7 separate regions of the Homo sapiens genome follow, and regions 1, 3, 4, 5, 6 and 7 are each linked to region 2. A link is a contact called in ENCODE Hi-C data. All regions are on one chromosome and are shown on one strand. The core of a region is the stretch at or near the end of the contact, and the rest is flanking DNA. Distances in the headings are between cores, read along the strand shown.

Region 1 (3,622 bases), core at 754-3,253, 6.1 Mb after region 2:
TCGCTAATGGGCACTACAAAATTCCATAAACAGAGCCCAAGGGTGTGTAAAAAAAATGCAACATAAGCTGGATTCACACAGGCAATGCACAGGTGAGTCACTATTAATTAACACCGTTTTAAAATTACCAACCAATGCTATATAAGTAAAAACAATAAAGGTAAAAATATATATGAGAGCAGTAGAGACAATATTTTATTATATGTATCACTGTTGTTTAGGAAACCCCACAAACCACCAGAAAAATCCCTTAAAACTAATGACACCTCTCAGGAGATGACTATAAAACATAAAAGTTAGTGTCTTTTATGCCAACAATTTTCCTCCTTTACCACCAATCAGTTCTAATTTTGTACCAAGATAGACAGACCCCCTTCCATCCTCAAAAGTCCTCAGCCCATCACCAGCTCTGACCCATGACTGCAGCAGCTAATGATAGGGGAGGCCCAGGAGAAACACAACTTGGACTCACCCCAGGAGGCCCACGGGTTGATGGCTGCCATCCCGAGGACTGATTGACCAGGCACCTGCCCAGGAACACAGCAAATCCCAACCTAGTGACAAAAGTGAAAAAAGACAAAACTAGTCCTTTCTCACAGAAGACCAAGTGGGAACAAAGAAGGGAATCCATCCACCGAAGCAACAAAAAAACTTGTAAGGAGCATCGTAAGAAAAGAGAATTTACATGTCAAAAAAGTAACACAATTCCTGGAGAGAAATGAAAGGTAATTTGCATAAGCTGGAAAAAAGAGCATGATCCTGAATGAGAGGGTACAAATTTGTCAGCTATTCCCAAGAGACAGCCAGTCACAACACAGATGGAACTTTTGGATTAATCTGACAATTATTGTAAAATCAACTTGCAATCCTCATATATTAGTGGTTGCCTAGAGCTGGGGGAAAAATGAAATGGGGAGTGACTGCTTAAGGGGAACAAGGGTTTCTTTGTGGGGTGATGAAATGTTCTAAAATTAGATAATGGGGATGATTGCACAACTTTATTAATATACAATAAAACCGGTGAATTGCACACTTTTAAGTGCTTAAAGTGAACATTATGTTATGCAAATTTAATCCCACCTCCAAAAAAAATTCACCTCCAAGATTTACTAAGCCTAAGCTTGTGTGTGTGTGGAGGACTTAGAGATGGGCCTGGCGCCCAGACCCCTAACTCCTCAGGTTCCAGATCTTTGTACAAGTCAGCAACCTCTCGAATGGATTCCTGGGTATGTGTATAAAGCACTAGAACACACAGTGGGCCTCAGGAGCACCGGAATCAGCGCGAAAACGCAGAATGCAAACCGTACTTTGCACCATTATTTGCAACTTGACAGTGACCGCCGCCGTCACTGCATGTTTAAGGGAACCCGGAGCTGTTTCCAACCCAGGTCTGACGTCCTTCACAGTGCTTTGTGTGAACTGGCAGGGGGAGAAACGACGGCTGGGGAACGAACGGGGTTATTCGTCCCATCAATGGCCTCAGAAGCATCCTTATCACCTGCTTCCAGAGCTCCCGACCCAAATTTCCTCCTCAAGACCGACGCGGCCGCGACGCTGCAAAAGCTCGTCCCGGCCTCACCTGGCTCGCGGCCGGCGGTCCCCCTTGAAGGCGGCGCAGCAGGATCGGGGTCTGCCCGCCTGGGGCGTTTGGCTTTTGTCCCGCGCCGAGGTCCGGCCCAGGAGTGCGCTTGGGAGCTCCCGGCGCGGCCTCGGGGACAAAGGCCCGCGGAGCCGACGTGCAGCAGAGTTCACCCAGGCCCGTCCGACCAGAAAACGAAGAACGCCCGGAGGCGGGAGGCCGGAGGCAGGCTGCTGGCTGGAGAACCGACGGCAACGACGGCGCAAAGCCGGCGCGGAAAGGGCAGGCGCAGGACCCACCCTGACGCCGCCTCTCCCAGCCGGCTCTCCTGACCCCCCAAGCCCCGCAGCTACGGCGGCCCCACAGCCTGAGCAAAGGCCTCACCTCAGCCGCGGACAATGGCGGCTGCTTCCCCGGCGTCGACCGGAGCGCGCCGCGGGGTCTGCTGGGAGCTGTAGTTCCAGGCGGGCACTTCCGGCGTCGGGCAGCGGCGCCGCCATGACAGGTTCCTGGGCCGCGCCGCCTCGCCCTGCCTGGGCGGGGTTGGGACCTTTCTGGCACCTGCGTCGAAGCCGGCGGCAGGATGGACTTTGTTGTCCCGGTCCCAGACCACCCTCCTCCACCGTCGCCTCCCACTGCAAAAAGGCCTGGGTAAGTCGCGGCCCCGCGGGCCTCGGTTTGCCCATCCGCAAAATGGCGCCTCGTGGTACCGGGTTTCCCGGGAGGAGCTCGGCGAGTTCTCAGCGCTCTCGAGGGATCCTTCCATTTGGCGTTCGCAAGATTGTGAGAAAGTGACTGCTGTTATTCTCTTTAAGATAAGGAACCTAATTCGAGCTACCCTTCTCTGTGAAGCTCGACGGCTGAGAACGTCAGGGCTCGTTCCCAAGTCTCTTTCCAGAGGCCAGGCTTTATGGGAGCATGGGTTACCAGCGACGCACCCTGTGAGTTTTCCTCTATCGATATGCATGGAGCGGTTCGGGAGCGGTGGCTCATTCCTGTAGTCCCAGCACTTCGGGAAGCTGTGGCGGGAGGATCAGTTGAGTTCAGGAGTTCGACACCACCCTGGGCAACATAGCGAGACCACATCTCTACAAAAAAAATACAAAAATTAGCCCGGTGTGATGGCGCGCGCCTGTAGTCCCCGCTACTTAGGAGGTTGCGGTGGAAGGATTGCTTGAGCCTGGGAGGTCAAGGTTGCAGTGAGCTATGATCGCACCACTGCACTTCAGCCTGGGCAACAGAGCAAGACCCGGCATTAAAACAAACAAAAACGGGCCGGGCGCGGTGGCTCACAGCTGTAATCCCAGCACTTTGGGAGGCCAAGGCAGGTGGATCGCCTGAGGTCAGGAGTTCCGAGACCAGTCTGGGCAACATGATAAAACCTCGTCTCTACTAAAAATACCAAAAATTAGCCGGGCTTGGTGGAGGGCACCTGTACCCAGCTACTTGGGAGGCTGAGGCAGGAGAATCGCTTGAACCCGGGAAGCGGAGGCTACAGTAAGCCGAGATCAAGCCATTGCACTCCAGCCTGGGCAGCAGGGCAAGACTCTGTCTCAAAAAAAGGGACTGAGGGACTGTAGGTGGTGATACCAAAGAAAGCATGGCCATTTAGGAAGCTAGACTTGAGTGAGCAGTGGGCAAGAGAGATTTTGAAGATATTTCCACTAGTAATGGAGGATCATTTTAAAAAGCTGGCCTGTGGGTTGGGCTTTTGTTGTTGGGTGGTGTTGGCACTCACTGTGGGTGGGCAAAGGGGAGTAGCCCTTTCAGAGGGAGAGGAAAAGTTCAAGTAGGACAGGCTGAATTCAAGGGAGAGGAAAATTTCAAGTAGGACAGGCTGAATTCGAGGGAGAGGACCATGAGAGAGGTAAGGTGGAAGGGGCAAGGTGTTGGGACAGGCCCCAGCTGGCAGGAAGGTGAACCCAGTCAGAGTGGGCACTGAGAGGAAAGCAATCTATGGATGGTACAGCCACAATTTCCATCTCAGGATCAAGCAGAGAAAGAGAGGCTGGAGAAGGAAGAGTGACAGAAGTAAGAAGAGAG
Region 2 (3,602 bases), core at 409-2,908:
ATTTCTTTTCTCAGTCTCTCATCCCACCAGATGAGAAATACCCACAGGTGTGGAGAGGCTGGCCCCCTTCATAAGGTTGTTGAGATTTATCTATGTTGGTGCATGCATCTATGATTTGTTTTTTATTATTGTTCAGTAGTATTCCAGGGTATGATTACACTGCAATTTGCTTATACATTCATGTACTGATGGACACTTGGACTGTTTCCTGTTCAGGGTATTATGCATAAAGGTGCTAAGAACATTCTTGTGAGTCTTTGTGAGGACATATCATTTCATTACTGTTGTATAAGTATCTAGGAGTGGAATTCCTGAGTCATAAGATTCTTGCTTTTATTTTGCAATTCTCCTAAGGAGTCATATAGTTCTGTAAAGCTTTTCACTCTTCACAGATTTGATATTTTAAGTAACACGGTATGTTTCTGAAATGGAGTTTGCATTTTGGGGCATTTTCTATAGATGTATCATGAAGGACACGTGAAAACTCTGTTATAAATATAAACACTCCACTGCATGCAGGAATTTCCTTCTCATTCTTCCAATGGAATTGTCTTAATTTAGGTTGGATCAGAATTAGAATTTACGTTATGATGACTATGTAAATAATATTTATAGGTCAGTCAGGTAGTATCCTATGATTACTTTTCTTGCACAACTTTTTTTTTTCTTTTTTCTTTTTTTCCTCATGAAGGGGTTGCCAAGGCTGTGTAGTGCAGTGGCTATTGATAGGTGCGATCATAGCTCACTGCAGCCTGGAACTCCTGGGCTCAAGCGATCTTCCTGCCTTGGTCTCCCCAGTAGCTGGGACTACACGTGTGCGCCATCGCGCCCGGGCTTGCACAACTTTTCATTCTCCCAGAGTCGCCTTATTTATTCCTTCCAGAATTTTAGGCACTTGGTTCTCCGAAAGCCCCGACGTTAAGATTGACTCCACCTACAGCAGAGGGAAGGCCCTTCTTCTCTCTTAAGGAAAATTCCCGCCTCCCGCATTGGATTCCTTTTCCGGTTGGCTGGTGGCTGCTCTCTTTACCTGCACTGGGCGGTGACCGTGTCCCTCAAATGTAAATGAGGTTCCAGGGGTCGCTGTTTTTTCACTTTCCGTTGACGGGGTGAACAATATCCTCGTACCTCGATTGCCTCTCCACACCCTTTTGGTCCTCAAAAATCTTCCTCTTGTCCTCCACATGTAGCTAGATGCGTTTTCGCGGTATATGACTCAGGGTGCGATTGCTCTTTTTCCTCTGTGGAGAAAGCGTTTTCACTTGTACGGACACCTAAGTGTTAAGATGGCCGCGCCCATTGTGTCATTCCCGTCATTCTTTGTGCAAAGCGGATGACTTTTCTCCCCAGCCCGCTAAGGTGCACGTAGCCATACCATGTTTGTCTTGGCTAAGCTCGACCCTCTGAAAATAAATGAAACTTGGGCGCAGGATTTAGGTGCCAAAATATGGAGTTCTTCACCGTCCCGCGCTATCCCTGAATACTTGGGCAGAAAAGGTCCACTTTACCTTCCGTACGTGCAGGATTCAAAGATGGCTGCCTCCAGTATCCGTGACGAGAGGACGCGAACTTACTACCTCCCAGTCGTCCGTGCTCCGTACACCTGCAACTTCAGACCTTCCTCGGCCGCCGTAGGCCGGCTTGGAGGCTGGGGGAGGGCCCAGAAGTGGAATAATTCAGGAAAGTGCAGGTTCTGGGAAGTCTCGGTGGGTTCCCCGCAAAATCAGGTCTGTGTGTGGGTCTGTCTGTCAGGATGAGGGGAGGAGGGTGTCTGTGGGCGTCCGTTTAGTGCGGAGCCGTGGAGTTTGTGGGGGAAGCGGGAGCAAGTGGGAGTCGGGGTATTGGGGTTGGGGCGTCTCCGGAGTCAGCCCTGAGGGATCCCAGTGGTCGGTGGTCAGAGTCTGTCCAGAGCAACACTTGGAAGTCCGTGATCAGGGTTTGGTGCCTTTGCGGGTCACTCTGTAGGGCTCGGTGATTGAGGACTGGAGTGAGGAGTGGTTTTTGTCAAGGAAAACTGTGTCTGCTTCGGATTCGGGGTTTTATTTTTTATTTTTGAGACAGGGTCTCGCTCTGTCACACAGGCTTGAGTGCAGTGGCGCAATCGTGGCTCACTGCAGCCTCCATCTCCCGGGGCTCAGGTGATTTTCCCACCTCAGCTTTCCCGAGTAGCTGGGACTACAGGTGAGCGCCACCACGCTATCTATCTATCTATCTATCTATCTAATCTGTCTAATCTAATCTATCTATCTATCTATCTATCTATCTAATTTATCTATCTAATCTATCTGTTTATTGCAGAGACGGGGGTCTCACTATGTTGCCCAGGCTGGTCTCCAACTCCTGGCCTCAAACGATCCTCTCACCTTGGCCTCCCAAAGTGCTGGGATTACGGGCGTGAGCCTTCGCTCCAGGCTGTAATCAGGATTTAATATGCGACTCAGTGAGGAGGAGCCCGGGTTCATGTGAACCTAGGTGTGTGGTCCAGGTTTTTGGATTAATCTAAGGGGGTGTGACCATGTTAGGGAGGTCTAGATGTGACAGTCGTGGAGAAGCTTGTGAAGGCTGAAGCCTTGGCAGCCAGGGCATCCTGATTGGTGTGTGTGTTCAGGTCCAACGGTACATTCCCTCTCAGTCCCTTTTAAGTTTCTCTGCAAGGACTGGTTTACAAATCTCATTTGACTTCTCACATCTCTCCTTTCTCTCATCCTGGTAAATAGGAAAGCTTTGGGGAAGATCAAAGATTAATCAAATCTAAAATGGTAAGGTGGCCTGGCGCGGTGGCTCACGCCTATATTCCCAGCATTTGGGAGGCCAAAGTGGGCGAATTGCTCGAGCCTAGAAGTTGGAGATCAGCCTGAACAACATAGCCTGTCTCTCCAAAAAATACAAATATTAACTGGGTGTGGTAACACACGCCTGTAGTCTCAGCTACTCGGGAGGCTGAGGTGGGACGATCACGTGACCCCGGGAGTTCTAGGCTGCAGTGAACTATGATTGAGCACTGCACTCCAGCCTGGGCAACAGAGTGAGACCCTGCCTCAAAAAAAAAAAAAAAAGAAAAGAAAAGGAGAAAAGAAAAAGGAAAAAACAAAACGAAGAAAATGATAAGGTTTCTATTAAAGATTTTCGTTCTTCTTCCTCAGGTTTACTGTGTGAATGTGTGTATACACACACGTAAATATTTTCTTTCAGGTTCTGACACAAGTAAAACATCTCTCTTATCCCAAAATGTGTTCCCCAGTAATGACTTTTGATAAGATTTTTGTATATTTCAATTTCAGTTTTCTATGCTTGATTTTCACAATGCAGATAAGCTGCTGAAACATTGGTATAATTTGCCGTATTTAATTTTACATTATGAACGTTCTTATAGTAAACATATCATCCATGTTTTTGTTTAAAAATTTTTTTTTAAGATTTCTGTAATAGTATACCATCAAGAGGCAAAACTGCACCACTGTGACTTGAATCACTAAGTGTATGGATATATTTAGATAGAATTTTAAGACTTAAAAAGTTCACTTATCACTTTTAAGAATGGGTTACAATTCTATGTTTACCCAAACATGTTTCTCCCTGACCCTCATCAGCACCTTAGTTTT
Region 3 (3,993 bases), core at 1,348-3,847, 5.4 Mb after region 2:
AAGATATATACTCTGATTCAGTTAATGTTTAAGCTTTAAAACAGTTATTTAATACATTATAGAGTTAATGTATTTGCTCTCCTCAAGAAATATAAGAAACTTATATGTTAGTTAATTTGCCCATATGAGTTTATATACTATTGAGGATATGCATGGTAATTCCACCATTCTGTTTCCAGAAGTATTAATATTTTATTTTATTTTTTATTTTAATTTTTATTTATTTATTTATTTTGAGATGCAGTCTCACTCTGTTGCCTAGGCTGGAGTGCAGTGGCACAGTCTTGGCTCACTGCAACCTCCGCTTCCCGGGTTCAAGTGATTCTCCTGCCTCAGCCTTCTGAGTAGCTGGGATTACAGGCGCCCACCACCACGCCTGGCTAATTTTTGTATTTTTAGTAGAAACAGGGTTTCACCATGTTGGACAGGCTGGTCTCGAACTCCTGAGCTCGTGATCCGCCTGCCTTGGCCTCCCAAAGTGCTGAGATTACAGGCGTGAGCCACCGCGCCCAACAGTATTAATATTTTATACAGATAATGAGTGGTCTCATTAATCCATAGATGCACTCCTCTCTCAGATCCTCATTTCTTCTATCATCACAGACCATCACCTGGGATCACTTTCCTTCAACCTTAAGAAGGATCTTAAAAGTGTTATTTTATGCCAGTTATTTTTATCCATTAAATTTCTCATTTTGGGCTTCAAATAGTCTTATTTCAGTTTTTCTTAGCCAGTGCATTTGTCGTGCATAGAAATCTGCTGGCAGTTATATCTGTAACTGACTCCGTATGTTATTCCATGTGTTCCTGACACCTAAATTTATATTGGCTTTGAGTGGAGACAGATAATTTATATTATACATATATATAATTATGTATGTGTGTATATAAACTACATGTGTATATATATATAAATGCTGTGTGTATGTGTGTATATATATTTTTTCTCAAAGATATGAATTATTTCTATGTCATCTCATAAAATAAACCAGGTTATAAAATTTTAACTACAGTGACTCTTAAGTGGACAGTGGAGTTAAAAATTATGAAGAGCAATTAGTCTTGATAGTTCTGTGTTTTGAATCATACAGCCTATAAGAATGTGTCTTCTGGACGATAGACCTACCTGTAGTTTATGAAACCCTCTTGCATGTGATTTTTTTCAATTAAATGAGTCTATTGATATATTGGTGTGCTTTTGTGCAAAAATTATAACCATTAGGGGCTCCCACCTGTAATCCCAGCACTTTGGAAGACTGAGGCAGTTGGATCACCTGAGGTCAGGAGTTCGAGACCAGCCTGACCAACACGGAGAAACCCCATCTCTACTAAAAATACAAAATTAGCCGGGCATGGTGGCGGATGCTTGTAATCCCAGCTACTCGGGAGGCCGAGGCAGGAGAATCGCTTGAACCTGGGAGGGAGAGGTTGCAGTGAGCTGAGATCGTGCCATTGCACTTAAGCCTGGGCAACAAGAGTGAAACTCTGTCTCAAAAAAAAATTATAACTATTATCTATGATGCTATTTGATGAGTGAGGGAATAATTGTACTTTTTTCTTTTTTTTTCAAAATCACACTGATCCTGAAAAGGTGGATCTTTGATTTATCTTCCTAAAGCAGTGTATGTGAGAACCTTGTGTTGAGGAAGACTGATAACAGCTTGTATGTATTTAGCACGATGTGCCAGGCCTGGTGTTAAGTACTTTTTACCTCACTTCCCATATTCCTAATGAGGTTGGTTGTAGTGTTTTTCATCTTACTGATTTTTTTTTGTTTGTTTTTGTTTTGTTTTGTTTTTGGCTAATGACTTTAAAAGACCTCCAGTTCTTGAACTTCAGCTAGGGTCCCATCCCCAGAGTTTATCAGAAGGTATAGGTTGGGTCCAAGAATTCACAGGTTTTTTAAGTTCATAGTGAAGCTGATGCTGTAAAACTACATATCAAATTGGGAAGCAATGAATTAGAAGAGGCTCATGTTTTCGTCATGTTACATGTAAGTTCCTCCTTCACTTTTCGCCATGAATAAAAGTTCCCTGTGGCCTCACCAGAAGCAGATACGGGCACCATGCTTCCTGTACAGCCAGCAGAAAGGTAGCTAATTACATCTCTTTTCTTTATATGTTAGAAAAATTAGAAGGACATTCAATGTTTTACAAAAAGGCCCACAAACGAAATACAGACAACGTTCAATTTATTAATACGTTTCAATCCCCAAATCTGAGAGAGGTGAAGCAGGTTTCCCAGGGCCTCAGAAGCAGGATTGAAGAATGGGTCCCTTGCTGGCGACTTCAGTGGCGTGGCATTGTCCCAGGTGGCCATGGAAATCAGGGTGCATACCCTTTAAAAGCAGCTGTGGCCTCCGAGATATCGTTTTCCCAGTCTTTTCTCCCCCTCCCTGCACGACGCCTCTTGGCAGACATCCGGGAGAACCCGAAAGGCGCTCGTTGCCTGGTTGGATGCAGGGTACAAACTACGTTACCCAGAAATCTGTGCCCAGCTCATTGTTAGCCGGCGTGCAGCCAATGACAGCCCAGAAACTGGGCGTTTCCTGCTGCTCTGGGCTGCAGGGGCGAGACTTCTGGCGTCGCCGTCGTGACGTATTTTTCCTATGCCCGGTCCGTGCATTCTGGTTGTGAAGGCTGAGTTCTAGAGATCGGGTCGGCTTTCTACGCGGCTCTCGTGGAACCTAGCAAAGAAAGACAGTGAAGACTGCAGGACCTTCCTTCGCGCTTTTGTTACAATCCATGACCCCTGTCGTGGGACGGGCGGCCTCTCGCGGAGGTGTCTGCCGGGGCTGGGCTCTTACCGAGGCCTCCACACACGTCCTCTTGTCCTTGTCTCCCCCAGAAGCAGCCGCCTTAGTCTTGTGAGCGTTTTTACACCGGGTAGATTGAGACTTGGAGTGCTACACTCAGCCCGAGGGCGTCCAGCGCGGTGGAGGCGTGGGGTTTCGGCTGAGCCCACAGGGCACAGACTGTTCATCCGCTTCTCATGGCAGCGGCGGTGCTGATGGACCGGGTTCAGGTGAGTGGGGGCATCCCTCAAGCGCACCCCGGCCTGGTTGGTGTGTCCTGGGATGTTCGCTCTCATCGCGCACTTCAGGGTGCTCACTCCGTCGCATTATGTGGAGGGGTTCCGCTCCCCTCATCAGTGGCATAAGGTGTGGAACGGACTCGAAGGCGCAGGGGCAGTTCGTACAAATGCATGCATGGAGAGGAGAATGAGTTTGGGGAGTTCCGGGAACTCTCTGTGCCTGGTGAGAACAGGGACTAGGGGGTCAGAGGTAGGCCTGGAATGGCCGCCCGAGGAGCTGGTCCTCTCTTCTGAGGGTGCTGGGAGTCATGCAAGGTTTGGTACAGAGAAGGGAGGTCCTCTGACGCAGTTCTTAAAAGGCTCCCTCTGGCTGCAGAGTGGGTAGACTAGGGATTATAGGGTAGACGGGGAGATCAAGATGAAGTCTACTGAAATAGTCCAGGTGAGCGTTGATGGTCTGGGCCAGAGTGGTGGCAGCAGAGGTTAGAGAATGTATGGGTTTTGGGTTTTGTATGTATTTTATAAGGAAGGCTGACCAGATTCTCTGATGAGACATAGTGATGATATCCTGGGATTCTTCACATGACTGTCTTCACTTGAGACAGGGGGCAGTGAATGGAGGTCATTTCTAGTTTAGTGTCCTGAATCCAGGCCATGAGTTGTATGGAGTTATGTGGAGAAGTCCCCACCTGGCGACCAATGGGATGAGTACTGCAAAAGTATATCAGACCTAGGAACAGGTACGCTCAAATGCTTGTAGGATTGAGTTTGGAGCGCTCAGGGAATCTCAGGTCTTAATTACCTTTGTTGGAAACAGGTATCAGAGGAAGGAGTTAGGCAGGAATGGCTGGCCGAGGTGTCTTGAGTGTGGTAAAAGTCGTGGGAGATTTGGAGCAGAGGAGGGAGATGATCTGACTCAGATTTTAACATGCTCTCTCTGGCTTTCAGGTTGAGAACAGA
Region 4 (3,996 bases), core at 588-3,087, 5.7 Mb after region 2:
ATCACGATTCCACCTCCTAATTGTGTCCCAAGCTATACCCCTAGGCAAGTAGTGGCCACCACCTTTTAAATGTCTCTATCCTGAATCCCTCAACACAGTTCTAGTCCTGTAGGATAAACTATCCACTTCATGTCTAAACTAACTGTTCTTTGAAACATCTCAGACTCTAAAAGATGTCCCATTGGGCCATGTTCAGATGATTTTTATTAAAAAATTTTAAAAATAAAGATGGTCCATATCAAAATTTCTGATTATCTCTAGAGATAACTGACTCTACTACCAACTTTACAATCCTCGCTAGTGGAGCTTCCATATTTCCAGCTGCTAAACCCAAACACCTTGCTTTTACCCCTAAATCCTACTTTTCTATCTCAAAATCCAGGCTTCCCTACTTAAAAAAACTGATCTAAAATCCAACTACCACCTCCACAGCCACCACACAAGTCCAGCCACCAGTAACACTCACCTGGACTACTGCAGCAGCCTTCTTCACTATCTTCCTATCTCATACCTCACACTCAGCCTGTTCTCTCAGCTTGGCCACACACAGGGAACCTGATGAGACCTGGATCAGATCACATACCTCCTCTGCCCCCAAACTGTCATTGCTCATCACACACTCCAGAAGAAACACCCGACAACTGACAGCCATTTTTTGTCTGATTCCTGCATCCCAGCTTTCAGTTCCCATGAGAAAGAAAACAGCTGTAGTTTCCTAAACCAGCTCAGCCTGACCTTCAAGCACTTGCTCATCTGGTATCTAAGCCTGAGACAACGTTCCACACCTTACTTTACTGGTTCCCAGCAATAGGAACCATTCTATACCAGCTTCCAGCCTGGATGTATGACCCTGGGACTGATGTTTGTTCAGGATTCCTAGAACCAAGGACCCAAAGAGTGCCAAGAGAAGAGTCCCAGAACACAATCTCAGAGACAAACACTGGGGTCAGCATCAGTGAGGGCCCGAAACACTCTCCACTCACCTGTGTAAAGCCCATAAGTTTAGCTTCTGCAGTCACGGGAACCTGCGGGAAGAGGAAGGCTATGAGAGGCAGGTAACTATGGTGGAAGCTCCATGGGCTGATGCCTCCTTGTTTCCCTGCGCAGCCCTGGAGCCAGGTGACTTGGTGATGACTAAATTATTATTGCTCCTCAGTTCCGTGTGACTCTTACCTGCTGTGGGACCTTGCACAAGGACTCAACTTCCCTGTGCCTCGGTGTTATCCCCCTTCCAGGCTGTTCCAACTCTGAGTAACTTTAGAAAAAATTTGAAAAGTCTAACTCAGACCATGTGCCTCGTCTGTTCACAACCACCCATGGCTCTCAGCGTCTTGAAAAGAAAGAGCCTCATTTTACCATTCGGGCGTGAACGTTACTGGCTCAATCGTCCCAGCAAGATTCACAGAAACCGGCCCCTCCGCCTGCCACACCCTCCACAGCCCACGACACCAGGCTTGTAAATGGGAGCCCCACCCGCGAGGGCCTCATAGTCCTGGACTCTAGGGTCGGGCTGCAGGGACGCAAGCAGGCGCCCCTCATGCAGGGTGTTGGATTTCCGGCGGAGAGGGCAGGTGAGGCCCGGGAGACGCAGCACTCACCGAAGTCGAATCCCTAAGCACGGCCGCCGCCATCGGATTGTGAGCGGAGCGGGGCCGGGAGCGGCGGGCGACCCGGGGCGGGAACCCAGGCACGGCTGCCACCAGCGCCAGCGACCCACCGGCTGATGCGCAGCGGGGCGACCCCCGCTCTGTGCCGGAGGCAGCGTTTCTAACTCAGGCGGCGTGGGCCGAGGTAGAGAACCACCAAAATTACCATCTCGGAGCGGTGCCGGAAGTCCCGCCTTACCGTATGCAACAAACGGAGACAGGTCCGTTCCTGAACGTTGATTGGCTCCGCGTCTTTGCAGCTTGGCGCTCGGCATTATGGGTAATGTAGTTCTCAGAAGCCCAGGGTTCCGGTGCCCTCCCTGAGATTCACCCGGAACAAGGGCTAAGCGGCCCGCGGAGGGCGCTAGGAAAAGGCGCGACACCAAGAGCGAGACAGGGACTTGCTGCTCCTTAAAGGGGCCGCTGGCCGATTTCCGCAGTCCCATACCCACTGAAGGGAGTGTCTGGGTTAAGATAAGAGGTTGTAGAGACCAAGGTTCTTATTAAGCAGATGAAGCTTTCACGCAGCAGGCTTCAGAGGGAATAGATTGTAAATGTTTCCTATCAGACTTTGAAAGGTGCCAGACTCTTAATTCTTTCCTGGACCATGAAAATAAAAAAACCCTGGAGAGGAAAGGGGATTCTCAGCAAAATGCAGATTCCACAAGACACACCTTTGCAGGGCCTCTTCAAAATATGTCAAATAAATAAAGTTTAGAGTAAAATACTTCAATTCCTTTCAGGGCCTGCTATCTGTCATGTAATGCTATACTACAATCAGGCTGGAATTCACTGTCTTATTGCTACAAGAAGTCTTAAAATCTCTGTTTTAATGTTAATGCTGGTCAGTTGTGCCTGAATTCCAAGGGGAGGAGGGCAAGTCTGACCCTCACTTCCCATCACGTCCTGAACTAGTTTTTCAGATTAACTTTGGAATGCCCTTGGCCAAGAGGAAGGATGCATTCAGATGGTTGGGGGGCTGGGAATTTTATTTTTGGTTTACACTTCTCATGCCTCTTGGAATCTCTGAACCACATACAACGGCCATTTGTTGAGTAAAAGCTTCCAATGCAGGAAACTGTCTCTTTCAGCCTCATGCTATACACCATTAAAACAGTAATTACTGGCAATAAGACTGGGCTTTCTTAAACATACAGGATCTCACAGACCATAAGCCTATGATCCTTCATACCAGCTGCCCATAATACTTTTGGTTTTGGAAGCAGCACCCCATAACCTCAGCATGGCTACCAAGGCCTCCTTAAGACAGGGTAGAATGAATAAGATCTAGTATTTGATAGCACAGTAGAGAGACTACAGTCAACAGTAATTTATTGTACATTAAAAACAACTAAAAGAGTATTATAACTAGAATGTTTGTAACACAAAGAAATGATAAATGCTTGTGTACCCTGATATGATTATTACACATTGTATGCCTGTATCACAATATCTCACGTATCCCATAAATATACATACATACTATGTACTCATAAAACTAAAAATTTTAAAAGACAGATAAATGGCAAGCAGGTAGATGAAAACATGCTTAACATCATTGATCACTATAAAAATGCAAATCAAAACTACAATGAGATATCATCTCACTCTAGTTAAAATGACTTTTATGCAAAAGACAGGGAATAATGAATGCTGGCCAGGACAGAGAGGAAAGGGAAACTTCATACGCTGTTGGTGGGAGTGTAAATTAGTAAAGCCACTATGGGGAACAGTTTGGAGGTTCCCCACAGAAGTAAAAATAGAATTACCATATGATACAGTTTACACCACCCAGAAAAGAAATCAGTATATCTAATAGAGATCTGCACTCCCATGTTTATTGCATCACTATTCACAACAGCCAAGATTTGGAAGCTACCTAACTGTCCATAGATAAATGGATAAAGAAAATGTGATGCATATACACAATGGAGTAGTATTTAGCCATAAAAAAAGAATGAGATCCCATCAATTGCAAGAAGACGGGTGAAATTGGAGGAAATTATGTTAAGTAAAATAAGCCAGGCACAGAAAGACAAACTTCACATGTTCTCACTTATTTGTGGGAGCTAAAAATTTAAACAATTGAACTCCCGGAGATTAAGCTTAGAAGGATGGCTACCAGAGGCTGAGAAGGATAGCAGAAATGGAAGGGAAAGTGGGGATAGTTAATGGGTGCAAAAATATAGTCAGATAGAAGGAATAAGACATAGTATTTGATAGCACAACAAGGTGACTACAGTCAACAACAATCTATTGTAGAATTAAACATAACTCACCGGGCATGGTGGCTCACGCCTGTAATCCCAGCACTTTGGGAGGCCGAGGCGGGCAGATCACAAGGTCAGGA
Region 5 (3,676 bases), core at 1,061-3,560, 5.5 Mb after region 2:
CACAGAGGGGACACTGCCATCAAAAGAAAAGATTAATGTTACAGTTCCCTGGAAATAAGAGGCACTGAACACCACACAGGCCACAAGAAACCTTATTACATACAGAGACTGGAAAGCAGAAAGAGAAAACAGAGTAACTGGAAGTATGTCTTTATAACTAAAGTGGCAGAGAATGATGAGGTAGAGATACCGTCGATGGGCAGGAAGGAAAAACACATTTTAGTGTTTGTGGTTGGGGGGTTTTATATGAGTTTCATGCACTTGAGTAAGTGGCTTGCAAGAAAAAAAGTAAACAACTTTGGTTCTATTAGTTTGACCCTGTGATTAATGAATATCAAACAGACAAATACAGAATCTAAGAAAACATAGAACAGTCCTGTATACACATAGCAGCTGGGAAACCTATTCCCAGTGTGTCCCATGCACCTATCATTGATCTGAAACCCAATACATATGTGCTCATTGAACATTTACTAGAGAAGTAAATACACATTATCACACAGCTTCTCTATTCATTTTTATCTGTGGCAAGTCTTTCAGTTTATCATCTGTACTTACCCCTCTAAGCAGTTAATGAGCAATGTTTTCAAGTGTGTAAAAAAATTACATTTTGGAAACAAAAGCATAGTGTGTCCAAGTGTCCAGCAGAGCCACAGGTTCAACTTCATTCTCTGACTTCTCAGAATTTGCTGTCTCTCACTCAAACATTGAGATCTTATCTTTTTCTCACATTACAGATCGATTTCTCTAGGGCTTCTGGTTTTTTTTCTTTTGGAATAACCTACATAATTACTAATAGATTTCGGTAATTTTTTTATTTCACAAGTGTTTTTCACATTTCGACTCCCTGTGCAAATACAGTTGTAAACACAGGTGAAATTTTAAATCACTTCTGAGGAAGAAGATAACATCATGGAATTCCACACCTTTTTTGAGGATAAGATGTGCATATGCTTCAACTATGAAAACGGTAGACAATGTTGTCCAGAAATGGCATGTATCAGCTGCTCTTGAGAAATAAAAATAAAATTCTAAGCACCCCCTAACTGACTGAATGGATGCCCTCTTGACCATGAGAACCCTAGAATAACTTTGGAAGCTGAATTCACCACTATAGAGGAACGGGAAATCAGACACACCTCATTATATCCCCTACCACACTACAATCATTAGGTTTTCTTCCCTAAGGGCTAAATAGAAATCAACCTTTTCAGAAGACTACTAGCTTATCTTCCAAGGTACAGAACAGAGAGAAGATGAGATTATTCATTCCTTCATCCTTCTCTGAGACATCTTCTTTATTCCCTTTTCCCCTCACGTGTTTACTCTATCTTATGTAAAATGTAGATTTACTGGGCACTAACTAAAGTTTCACATGTCTGTAATCATTTGTCTCACTGCCAACCCCTCTTCCTTTTTAAGGAAAATGTATAATAAATACTAAACCTCCTAAGAACCTCTTTGGAAAAACCAGCCACAGATGCTTCTGTGACTTACATTTTTCTGGATGTGCCCTTAGGCTGGTCCAGTAATCCTCCATGATTTGTGACTTATGCCTCAATCACTCATTTTGGTCGTCACTCTCATTTTCAGATAGGATTGTGATTCTTAAAATAAATGGAAAATATCTCAGATATGAAGTAGTAAGTATTATTAGAATAAAAGCGTTGCACCCTTCGTAGGAACACAATCGCTGACTCTACAGTCAGGTAAGATGTATTCTCTTTGATCCAGAGGCATAGCTTCACCCTTTCAACCTACTTCAGCGTCTCCTGTCATCCTTCCTACAAATTCCAGTCCATAGCCCTAACTGCGTAGTCTTTCTTTCTTCTTCTGGACCAAACATATTGAAGCTTACTAAACAGACGCCAAAGCGTAACTGTATGTGTATTTGAAAAGCAATAATATGGCTGGCAGGCATGAGTAGAGGCAGACTGCCTTTATGGTATGGGGTGTCTCTTTGGACCTGTAGTTATTGGGAATTAGCTGTGCTTAATAGAGTCTTAAGTAATAAGTTGCTAACATTTCTGTAAATATCCTATACTACAATCCAAAAAAATACCGTATGTTGCCTTTAAGAGCAAGCCAAGCCCCCTCCTGTCTTTGGAGTCGGGGACTCCGTTTCCCAGCTCCCCTGACAGTGCCACTGGGCCTTTATCTGCCATATAAGGACTGATCAACGCTCTAAGACAAGTCCGGAAGCGGTGTCGAAACTTCATAACCCAGAAGACACTGCAGCTCTCGGCGGCACGACTTACCCAATAAAGGCTTAGAAGGGGACGTTTGCGTGCGTGCGCACCGTCGGAGGGCGGGACTTCCGCCGTCCTCCTGGTGGTGGTCGTTTTGGTTCTGTGTGGTGTTTCACCAACTTCGGCCTATGGCTCTGTCTGACGTCACCGAAGTGACGGAACGGAAAAGCGCGAGAAGCGGCTCGGTTCCCACCACGGAGAGGCGGGAGTGAGTCAACTGACAAGCGCTGGGGACAGTGGCGTCCTTGTCTTGCCTTTGTCGCTCCCGCCCCGCTCTTCCCTGGCTGGGCTGGCGGAGGCCTTGCTGATGAACCTGACTGAGGTGGGTGTCCCGTCCCAGGCTCCCCCGCCCGACCGGTCCTCCCAGTGCTGAAGCCCCCTGAAGGGGCCCTGCAGGTCAGGCCCCTTGTCCCGAAGAGAGGGGCGTTCCTGTGTGGGGTCCCCGTATCAGCCGATTTGATGCAGCCTCAGAGCTCCCGTTAGGGACCTCAGGTTCAGAGCATGGAGGCGCTGCCGAGTGGGCTGTGTTGGGGCGTCAGGGGTGTGTGTTGTTTCTGCGGGAAAGAGAGGGTTTTGTGAATTCTCGCTTGGAATGGCAACCTGAGCAGCCAGTAACCATGGAAGGTTGTCAAGGGAGGGACAGTTGGAGGGGGCAGGTCCAGAGTTCGAAGTTTCAAGTTAGGAAAACCAGGTTAGGAATGGACACAGGGAGACGCGAAAAGGCCCTGAGGCCACTGCAGTAGACCCAGGAGAATTATGGTTGGGGCTGGACCAGTGACAGTAGAGGGAGATGTGATGAGATTCTTCATAGGCCTGAAAGATAGGGCCCGTAGGTTTTCCTGGTGCTTCAGTTATGTCTGAACAAAGGCAGTGAAGAACCGTTTCAAGTGTTTGTTTTGTTTTTTGTTTTCTGTTTGAACGTTTGGAAGAATGGAGTTGGGGAAGTCAGCATAAAGAGCAGATTTCCGGGAGAAGATCACAGGTTGGATTTTGGACATGGTGATTCTCAAATGTCTCAAGATGGATATGTCACACAGACAGGTGGACATAAAGGTGTGGAGTCTGAGGAAGGGGATTGGGTTGGCGATACCAGACGGATGGAGGGCTTGGACTGGGCCAGAGAATGGTCTGAGGATCAGATTGAGTAGGTCGGTCTCGGGTTTTTTTTGTTTGTTTGTTTGCATAAATTTAAGGAGTCAAGTGCAGTTTTGTTATATGGATATATTTGCATAGTGGTCAAGTCTGGGCTTTTAATGTATCCATCGCCTGAATAATGTACATTGTATCCATTAAGTAATTTTTCATCACTCATCTTCGTCTCATCCTTCTACCTGTTTGGAGTCTCCAATGTTTGTCATTCCACACTCTTTGTCCATGTGTACACATTATTCAGCTTCCACTTGTAAGTGAGAACATTTGGTATTTGA
Region 6 (3,808 bases), core at 523-3,022, 6.2 Mb after region 2:
ACAGGAGATTTGCACAAGATACAGGTCATAAAGACCTTGTTGATAAAACAGCTTGCAGTAAAGGTGGCTAAAACCCACCAAAACCAAGATGGCAACGAGAGTGACCTCTGGTCCTGCTCCCACTAGCACCATGACAGTTTACAAATGTCATGGAAACATCAGGAAGTTACCCTATATGGCCTAAAAATGGTAGGCATGAATAATCCACCCCTTGTTTAGCATATAATCAAGAAATAACCATAAAAATGGGCGACCAGCAGTTCTTGGGGCTGCTCTATCTATGGAGTAGCCATTTTTTTATTCCTTTACTTTCTTAATAAGCTTGCTTTCACTTTACTCTATGGACTCGCCCTGAATTTTCTTTCCCAAGATATAAGAACCCTCTGTTGGGTTATAGCTCGGGACCCCCTTTCTGGTAACACCTATGCATGTGTCTCAGGCAGGGAGAAGATAAAGATAAAGCTAATGTGGCAAAAAGTGTTAATAATTTTAGAATCTGGATGGTTTTAGAAGTGTTAAACTATTCCTGCAACTTCTATGCAAATGCGGAACTTTTCAAAATGAAAAGTTGGGTGAAGAGAGAGGTAAACAAGCAGTAGAATGGAGGAAAGTCACTTGCTGTGGGAAAAAAGAAAAAACAGACAAAAACTGGGTATTCAAAACGTACTTCAACAAGCCCAAGTTCCTATAGCCAAATTTTTTAACTTGGCAAAAAATAAAGGACCTTTTCAGGCTGATGGTAATTTTAATAAAGGTTTAGGTTGCATTTGTCAAAATTCATCAATGGTACAGGGAATATCTGTGCATTTCACTGAAAGTCAATTTTGGCTCAAAAAATTTAAAAAAGCACTACTGAACTCTAATTCATGGTAAGCATAGTGAGGTGTTTGAGGGAGAAGTGTTGTGATATCTGCAACTTACTTTGAAATGTTTCCAAAAATAGGTGGATTAATGAATGGCTGAAAGGATGGACAGAAGGAAAGATAAGGGATACAGTAAGTTCAGCAGACGTTAACCGGGTCGTTCACTGCACAAGTCTTTCAGCTTCTCTATCTAAACCAACATTTTATGTCATAAAATATTGAGACTGGAAGACTGCACAAAGGAAATATGCCACTAAACCAAGGGAAAAGACAGCAAAATGGTCACTAAACACGTGCAAAAATGCGGCCCTCACTGAGAATTGCAGTAAAACATGATTTTGCAAATATCAAATGGAAAAACACACAGGTGATCTAACACCTTCGAGACTCAAGGGGAAGCGGCTCAGCCCACTGGCTCACGGCCGCCAATTCAGCCGGAGGCCGACCCAAGCCTACACTGCCCCTCACACCTGACAGAAAAGCTGCAGACTCGGGGGTTACCCCCGGAGACGGACCAGGACACCCAGCAGGCGTGGCAAAACAGTCTCTATGGGAGGGCGGGCTAGAGATGCGAGCGCGGAACTCACGGGTGACGCTAAGGAAAGAGCGGGGGCGTCCAGACCAGCCCCGGAGCGACCTCGTCCTCAGAGGAGTGACCCCAATCGCCACGGAGCGTCCCCACCCACCAGGAGAACTACGCCCCTGGCCAGACCCTCGCCCTAGCGGGCCCGACATGCCCACCACCCAGGTGAAACCCACCCGCGGACGCGCCCCTCGCCGCCCCACAAGGACCCGGCGGACCTCCACCCGCCAAGACTTCCCTCCGCAGGAAACGGAGGCAGCGCAGGGCTCAGGGATGCGTCGGCACTTACGGTTGGCGGCCGGCGGCAGCCATGTTCCGGGCGATTGCGCTTGCGCGGCTGCCGGGACAAGGATGTGCGCGTGCGCGGAGTCCCCGAGCTTCCCCCGCCCAACGCTGGGGCGGCCGCGGGTACCGGGTTATTCATTACCCTGGCGTGGACTTGCCTCGGGGCGGACGCGCAGGCATTTACTTTCTCCTATGGTCTCCTCTGATTTTTAACCCGATGCTATCATTCTTTTGTTATAGAGCCTTCCTTTTATTTACTGCATAATTTCCTAAAATATTTCTTTATCTATAATCTTTTTTTGAGATAATAATGTTAAAATTCAGAATAAGTACACTCATTATTCATTGGCAATATAATTATTTACTGGGTGCGTGGCTCACGCCTGTAATCCCAGCATTTTGGGAGGCCTAATTTGTTAAAATGACTAGATCTAAGAAATGTAAACAAAGCCAGTAACTTTCCTCTGTAGTAACAATAGCCGGTTGAAAATGAAAACTACACATTTTCATTCTTTCAGTGGTTCTCTTAAACTTTAGCATGGGGAAGCCTAAATATTTACTGACAGGGAAGAGAGAAACTGTGGTATGTGCAACGGAGCAATAGGGGGTGGTTAAAACAAACGGACTGGGCTCACCTAAGGTCAGGAGTTTGAGACCAGCCTGGCCAACATGGTGAAACCCCGTCTCCACTAAAAATACAAAAATTAGCTAGGCGTGGTGGCAGGCGCCTGTAATCCCAGCTCCTCGGGAGGCTGAGGCAAGAGAATCACTTGAACCTGGGAGGCGGAGGTTGCAGTGAGCTGAGATCGTACCATCACACTCCAGCCTGGGGGACAAGAGGGAGACTTCGTCTCAAAAAAAAAAAAAAAAAAAAGGACTAACTTATATACAAGATAGACAGTTCTCCAAAAACAGTTCGAAAAGTAAACTGTGCACTTATCCACATGATACAACTTACCTGGAAATAAAAGACACAAAATCTATATGTTATACAGAGATTGATACATAAGTAGTAAAGTAACAATAACATGGACCAGATAGATTGTCCAACCTCAAGAAAGTGGCAACTGAGGGGAAAGAGTTGGGGAGGAGACAAAGGAGACCTCAGTTACACCTGTGATGCTTGATAGGAAAAAACAAATCAAAACCTGAAAATCTGACTACATGTTAACACAGGTAAAATCTCGATGATACATGGGTGTCATCTTTATTATTTATAGATTATTCTATTACTCTCCGAACCTCTCCGCAGGTTGAAATACTTCACAATTTTGAAATGAAAATTAGAAAAAAAATTCTAAGCCATAATAGTGATTAAATTGTCACTCACAATAGTGATGGTTGGAGCAACTTGGAAATCAATTAGCAAAAGCAATAAAGGATCTTCATGAAGAAAATACAAAAACCTCATTAACAGACCTGAAGTTAAGTTCAGAACACACTGACATATTATTCCTGAATGGAAAGTATTTTTTTAATTTCTCCATGAAGGCCGTATCAGACCAGGCACAGTGGCTCATGCCTGTAATTCCAACTCTTTGGGAAGCCGGGCTGGGGGGATCACCTGAGGTCAGGAGTTCAAGATGAGCCTGGCCAACATGGTGAAACCCCATCTCTAAAAATATAAAAATTGGCTGGGCACAGTGGCTCATGCCTGCAATCCTAGTACTCGGTCTCAAAAAAAAAAAAAAAATCTTCACAAAACTACTAAACAAAAGTATAGCAATTCCAATTCAAAGACTCCCCCCGCCCCCAGCTCACAGAATAAAACAACTTAAAGATCATATGGAGAAAAGTCCAACAGTATCTGGTTAAAAGAACAGTCGGAGACCGGACGCGGTGGCTCACAACTGTAATCCCAGCACTTTGGGAGGCCGAGGCAGGTGGATCACTTGAGGTCAGGAATTCAAGACCAGCCTGGCAAACATTGTGAAACCTGTCTCTACTAAAAATACAAAAATTAGCCGGGGGTGGTGGCGGGTGCCTATAATCCTAGCTACTCCGGAGGCTGAGGCAGGAGAATTGCCTGAATCCTGGAGGCGGAGGTTGCAGTGAGCTGAGATCGTGCCACTGCACT
Region 7 (3,689 bases), core at 73-2,572, 5.6 Mb after region 2:
ACTCCAGAATTAGTCTCAGAGTGTGGCATTTCTCTATAACTCGCTCGGTTACAACACTATAGCCAAAGATTACATTCATAAAGATATTTTTACAATATAGGTGTCTTATTTAATATGACTCCAATCTAAATGGTAATTTTTCTAACCTTTCTTAAGTAATTATAAAATGTCAAAATTATAAACAATTAAAAACTAAAGAGAAATGAAGACAATGGATAGCAACAAAAGCTAATTGCTAAATATGGGGGAAAAAAGCCAGGCATGGTGGCTCATGCTTGTAATCCCAGCACTTTAAGGCAGGCGAATCACTTGAGGCCGGTTCTAGACCAGCCTGGCCAACATGGTGAAACCCTGTCTCTACTAAAAATACAAAAATTATCCGGGGGTGGTGGCGCATGCCTGTAGTCCCGGCTACTCGGGAGGCTGAGGCAGGAGAATCGCTTGAACCTGGGAGGTGGAGGTTACAGTGAGCAGAGATTGCACCACTGTACTCCAGTCTGGGCGACAGAGTGAGACTCTGTCAAAAAAAAAAAAGGAAAAAAAGAAAAGAAAAAGAAGATATAATGTTTCTGCAATCTCATTTCAGTTCCACTTATGATAATAGATACATTATGTAATTTAAGTCACTAACACTTGAGGGCAAAAAAACAGAATAAACACAAACGTGTGGGATAAGGGGATGCTGACCCCACTGTTAGTGATCACCTTGGTTGGAGACCCAGGTTTTATCATACAGATGAAGCCTGCAGGTAGCAAGTTTCAGAGAAATAGATTGTAAATGTTTCTTATCAGACTTAAGGTCTATGCTGATGTTATTGCTGTAGGGGTAGAATGAGGCATGTCCAACCCCTTCTTCCATAATGGCCTGAACTAGATTTTCAGGTTAACTCTATAATGCTGAGAGGAGGGGGTCCATTCAGATAGTTGGGAGGCCTTTGAATTTTATTTTTGGTTATAGTTTCTACATTAAAAAAAAGAAAAAAATTAAGGGTCGCGTCAATTCTCAATTGTCAACATTTTTAATGTATTGTATGCAATATATGTCAACTTTTGTGTTGAGAAATGAAGATCAAATCGTATTCTTTTATCCTGTGTATGTAATAGGCTTTGCTGACCCTAGTTTGATGGGTTTTTTCCTTTGTCCTCTCTTTCTTGGATTGAGTCCTCACAGCGCGGCGGACTGCGGCGTGGTAGGAACTACACCACCCAGAATACTGTGCGCCGAGCGTGCCGGGGCCTTAGACCAATCATTGCCCAGGAAAGGGGCACCTCCGTAAGTGCGCAATACGCCAGAATCTTCCGGCGTCTTTCCGGTGGTGGTCGTTTTTGCTGCCTGCGAGCGCGTCCGCGGGCTGGGCGTTTCCGGCTCGCTGGGTCCGGGCCAGGTAACTGGAGCCGGAAACCGGTGGAGGTGGTGTCCGCCCGCAGAGGAGCTTGCCTGGTCTCGGTCTGAGCGTCGCCCAGCGATTTGCCACCGCACGCACGCCGGATCCCGGGCTTTACCGCCCGCCTTTCCAGGCCCCGCCCCGCCTAAAGTCCCATGGCCGAGGCAGCGCTAGTGATTACGCCGCAGGTGAGAGCGGAGTCCTCGGATCCTCACCTGGGTCCTGAGGCCCCGGACTGGGGTCACCTGCGTGGGTCTCTGCAGTTCAGGCCTCTTCTCCAGGACAGCGAGGAGTTCTGGGTGGGGTCCTCAGAGCTGACGGGCGGTGAGGTGAAGAAGGGAGAGCGTTGCGTACCGTGGGGGCTGCACGCGCAGAGCCTGGGAGGTGCGCCGGGGTCGCGAGCATTCGGAAACTTGGGGGCGGACCTGTGTCTGCAGGGAGCAGAGAGAATGAGGAGAAGAAGGCACGGCTGCCATGGCAGCCTGAGCAACCGGGGTTTTTAATTCTGAGTCTTTGGGAGCCATGGAGGGTTGTGAACTAAAGGAGAACACGATCTGAGTGAGGGTCTGAAAAAATATTTCAAAGGCAATGAGTGGAGAAAACAGACTGTTACGGAGTGATGGGGGTGGACGCAGGGATACTGGTGAGGAGACTGCTGTAGTAGGCTCCAGGAGGATTATGGTGGATTCTGGACCAGACGGGTTGCTGAAGGGACCTAAGTAATAAGAATCTTGGTAGATCTTAAAGGTAAAGCCAGCAGGATTTTCTGCTCCATCATTTGTGCCTATGAGCAAAAGTGGGAGTGAAGTATGATCCCAAGTTTTTCTTTTACCTGAACATCTGGAAGAGTTGACAAAGAAATCTGGTGAGGGAGCAGGTTTCAGGGAAATAGTAGGAGTTGAATTTTGGACGTGGTGTTTCTAAATTGCCACAGAGTGAAGTTGTTACATGGGCAGTTGGAATCATAAGTAGAAAATTCATGGGAGGGGACTGACTCAGTGATGTGTAAATGGAGACAGGCTGGGGCGTAGACTCAAGCCAAGCCTTAAATTTAGACGGGAAATCTTAAGGTTTTACTTTGAGATGAAGAGAGGGAGGGCTGAGGCTGGAGGCTGGGAAAGTGTGGGTCGGCCTTGGCGAAGCTGCCTGCAGATAGGAGGGCCATGGGGTTCCGGGGGTACTTCCAAAGGGAATGTGTAAGGAATACACACTGCATAGGATGGATTTGAGGGTGGGACACTGTGTAGAGTCACCATTCAGAAGACTTGGCGAACTGTTCACTCTATGTGGAGCCAGAGAAAGGTCAGCCAGACTAGCAGAGAAGCCCAAGCCCAGCAAGAGCAGCTCTCCCAGGAAAATACAAGTTTAGACTGTATAGATTTAACAAATTAAATTTATGCAAGCAATTAGTTAACCGAATAAAATGTCACTATAACTCTGTGCTCTAATAAAAAATAAATGTTTGTTTTTTGTCATGCTTTCCTGGCACAGAATTCCTAAAATCGTTGTAATTTCCTCAGTGAAAAGTGTCTTGTGATAAGTCATGGACCGCATAACAACAGTGTTGACCACATCAGTGACGGTGGTCCCATAAGATTATGATACCATATTTTTACTGTACCTTTTCATTTTCTTTCTTTCTGATCAGGAGGCAAACTGCATTTTCTAAGTTTATAAATGTTTAAATGCACAAATAATTATCACTGTGTTACAGTTGCTGACAGTATTTAGTATAGTAACTTGCTGTACAGGTTTGTAGCCTAGGAGCAATAGGCTATACCATTTAGTAGTTGAACAATGAATGTCTGAACAGTAGTTCCCCCTTATCCTCAGAGGATACCTTTCAAGAACCCCAGCGGAGGCTTGAAACTGCAGATAGTACCCAACCTATATATACTATGTTTCTTCCTAGACTACATACCTGTAATAAAATCCAGTTTATAAATGAGGCAGTATAGGAGATGAACAATAATAACTGGAAATAATATAGAACAGTTATACTTTATAAGTTAATAAAAGTTAAGTAACTGCAGTTGAGACAATAAAAAAGCAAAAGTTAAATTATAAAAAACATGTGAATGTGGTATCTCTCTAAATATCTTACTGTACTATTCACCCTTGTGATGAAGAAGGGACTAAACTCGATAGAGTGAGATTTCCTCACACTACTTACAATGGTGCACTGTTGGCCAGCGCAGTGGCTCACACCTGTAATCCCAGCACTTTGGGAGGCTGAGGCAGGCAGATCACAAGGTCAGGAGATCGAGACCATCCTGGCTAACATGGTGAAACCCCGTCTCTACT

What was found. A loop is a pair of places that touch in the nucleus more often than their neighbours do. Pooled maps may share reads with other maps.
Region 1: a loop to region 2 is called in a pooled map, with 6 times the contacts of the local background. The contact joins the promoter of ZNF606 here to the promoter of ZNF613 in region 2. A Hi-C loop is called at or near these places in 2 of 50 pooled maps.
Region 3: a loop to region 2 is called in a pooled map, with 8 times the contacts of the local background. The contact joins the promoter of ZNF304 here to the promoter of ZNF613 in region 2. A Hi-C loop is called at or near these places in 6 of 50 pooled maps.
Region 4: a loop to region 2 is called in a pooled map, with 10 times the contacts of the local background. The contact joins the promoter of ZNF416 here to the promoter of ZNF613 in region 2. A Hi-C loop is called at or near these places in 4 of 50 pooled maps.
Region 5: a pooled map shows a loop between it and region 2 (13-fold over the local background). The contact joins the promoter of ZNF548 here to the promoter of ZNF613 in region 2. A Hi-C loop is called at or near these places in 2 of 50 pooled maps.
Region 6: a pooled map shows a loop between it and region 2 (6-fold over the local background). The contact joins the promoter of ZNF329 here to the promoter of ZNF613 in region 2. A Hi-C loop is called at or near these places in 2 of 50 pooled maps.
Region 7: a loop to region 2 is called in a pooled map, with 11 times the contacts of the local background. The contact joins the promoter of ZNF549 here to the promoter of ZNF613 in region 2. A Hi-C loop is called at or near these places in 2 of 50 pooled maps.

The regions. Positions count from the first base shown.
Region 1 is chr19:58,000,817-58,004,438 of GRCh38, forward strand. ZNF606 (zinc finger protein 606) reads right to left here and starts at 2,004. Exons shown (of 7, transcript NM_001348022.3): 1 at 1,580-2,004; 2 at 473-554. The coding sequence starts at 503. ZNF606-AS1 (ZNF606 antisense RNA 1) reads left to right here and starts at 2,078. Exons shown (of 4, transcript NR_036508.1): 1 at 2,078-2,230; 2 at 2,395-2,520; 3 at 3,567-3,622. RefSeq lists an enhancer at 1,936-2,355.
Region 2 is chr19:51,925,814-51,929,415 of GRCh38, forward strand. It overlaps ZNF613 (zinc finger protein 613), which reads left to right and starts at 1,659. Exons shown (of 6, transcript NM_001031721.4): 1 at 1,659-1,727. RefSeq lists enhancers at 679-1,442, 1,298-1,597.
Region 3 is chr19:57,348,674-57,352,666 of GRCh38, forward strand. It overlaps ZNF304 (zinc finger protein 304), which reads left to right and starts at 2,598. Exons shown (of 3, transcript NM_020657.4): 1 at 2,598-3,024. The coding sequence starts at 2,992. RefSeq lists enhancers at 1,774-2,633, 2,591-2,680, 2,634-3,492, 2,831-2,900.
Region 4 is chr19:57,577,074-57,581,069 of GRCh38, forward strand. It overlaps ZNF416 (zinc finger protein 416), which reads right to left and starts at 1,838. Exons shown (of 4, transcript NM_017879.3): 1 at 1,599-1,838; 2 at 984-1,025. The coding sequence starts at 1,631. RefSeq lists a silencer at 1,528-1,747.
Region 5 is chr19:57,387,544-57,391,219 of GRCh38, forward strand. ZNF548 (zinc finger protein 548) reads left to right here and starts at 2,311. Exons shown (of 4, transcript NM_001172773.2): 1 at 2,311-2,571. The coding sequence starts at 2,557. RefSeq lists enhancers at 1,869-1,948, 2,089-2,568.
Region 6 is chr19:58,149,017-58,152,824 of GRCh38, forward strand. It overlaps ZNF329 (zinc finger protein 329), which reads right to left and starts at 1,773. Exons shown (of 4, transcript NM_024620.4): 1 at 1,736-1,773. RefSeq lists an enhancer at 1,850-1,909.
Region 7 is chr19:57,526,034-57,529,722 of GRCh38, forward strand. It overlaps ZNF549 (zinc finger protein 549), which reads left to right and starts at 1,323. Exons shown (of 4, transcript NM_001199295.2): 1 at 1,323-1,573. The coding sequence starts at 1,541.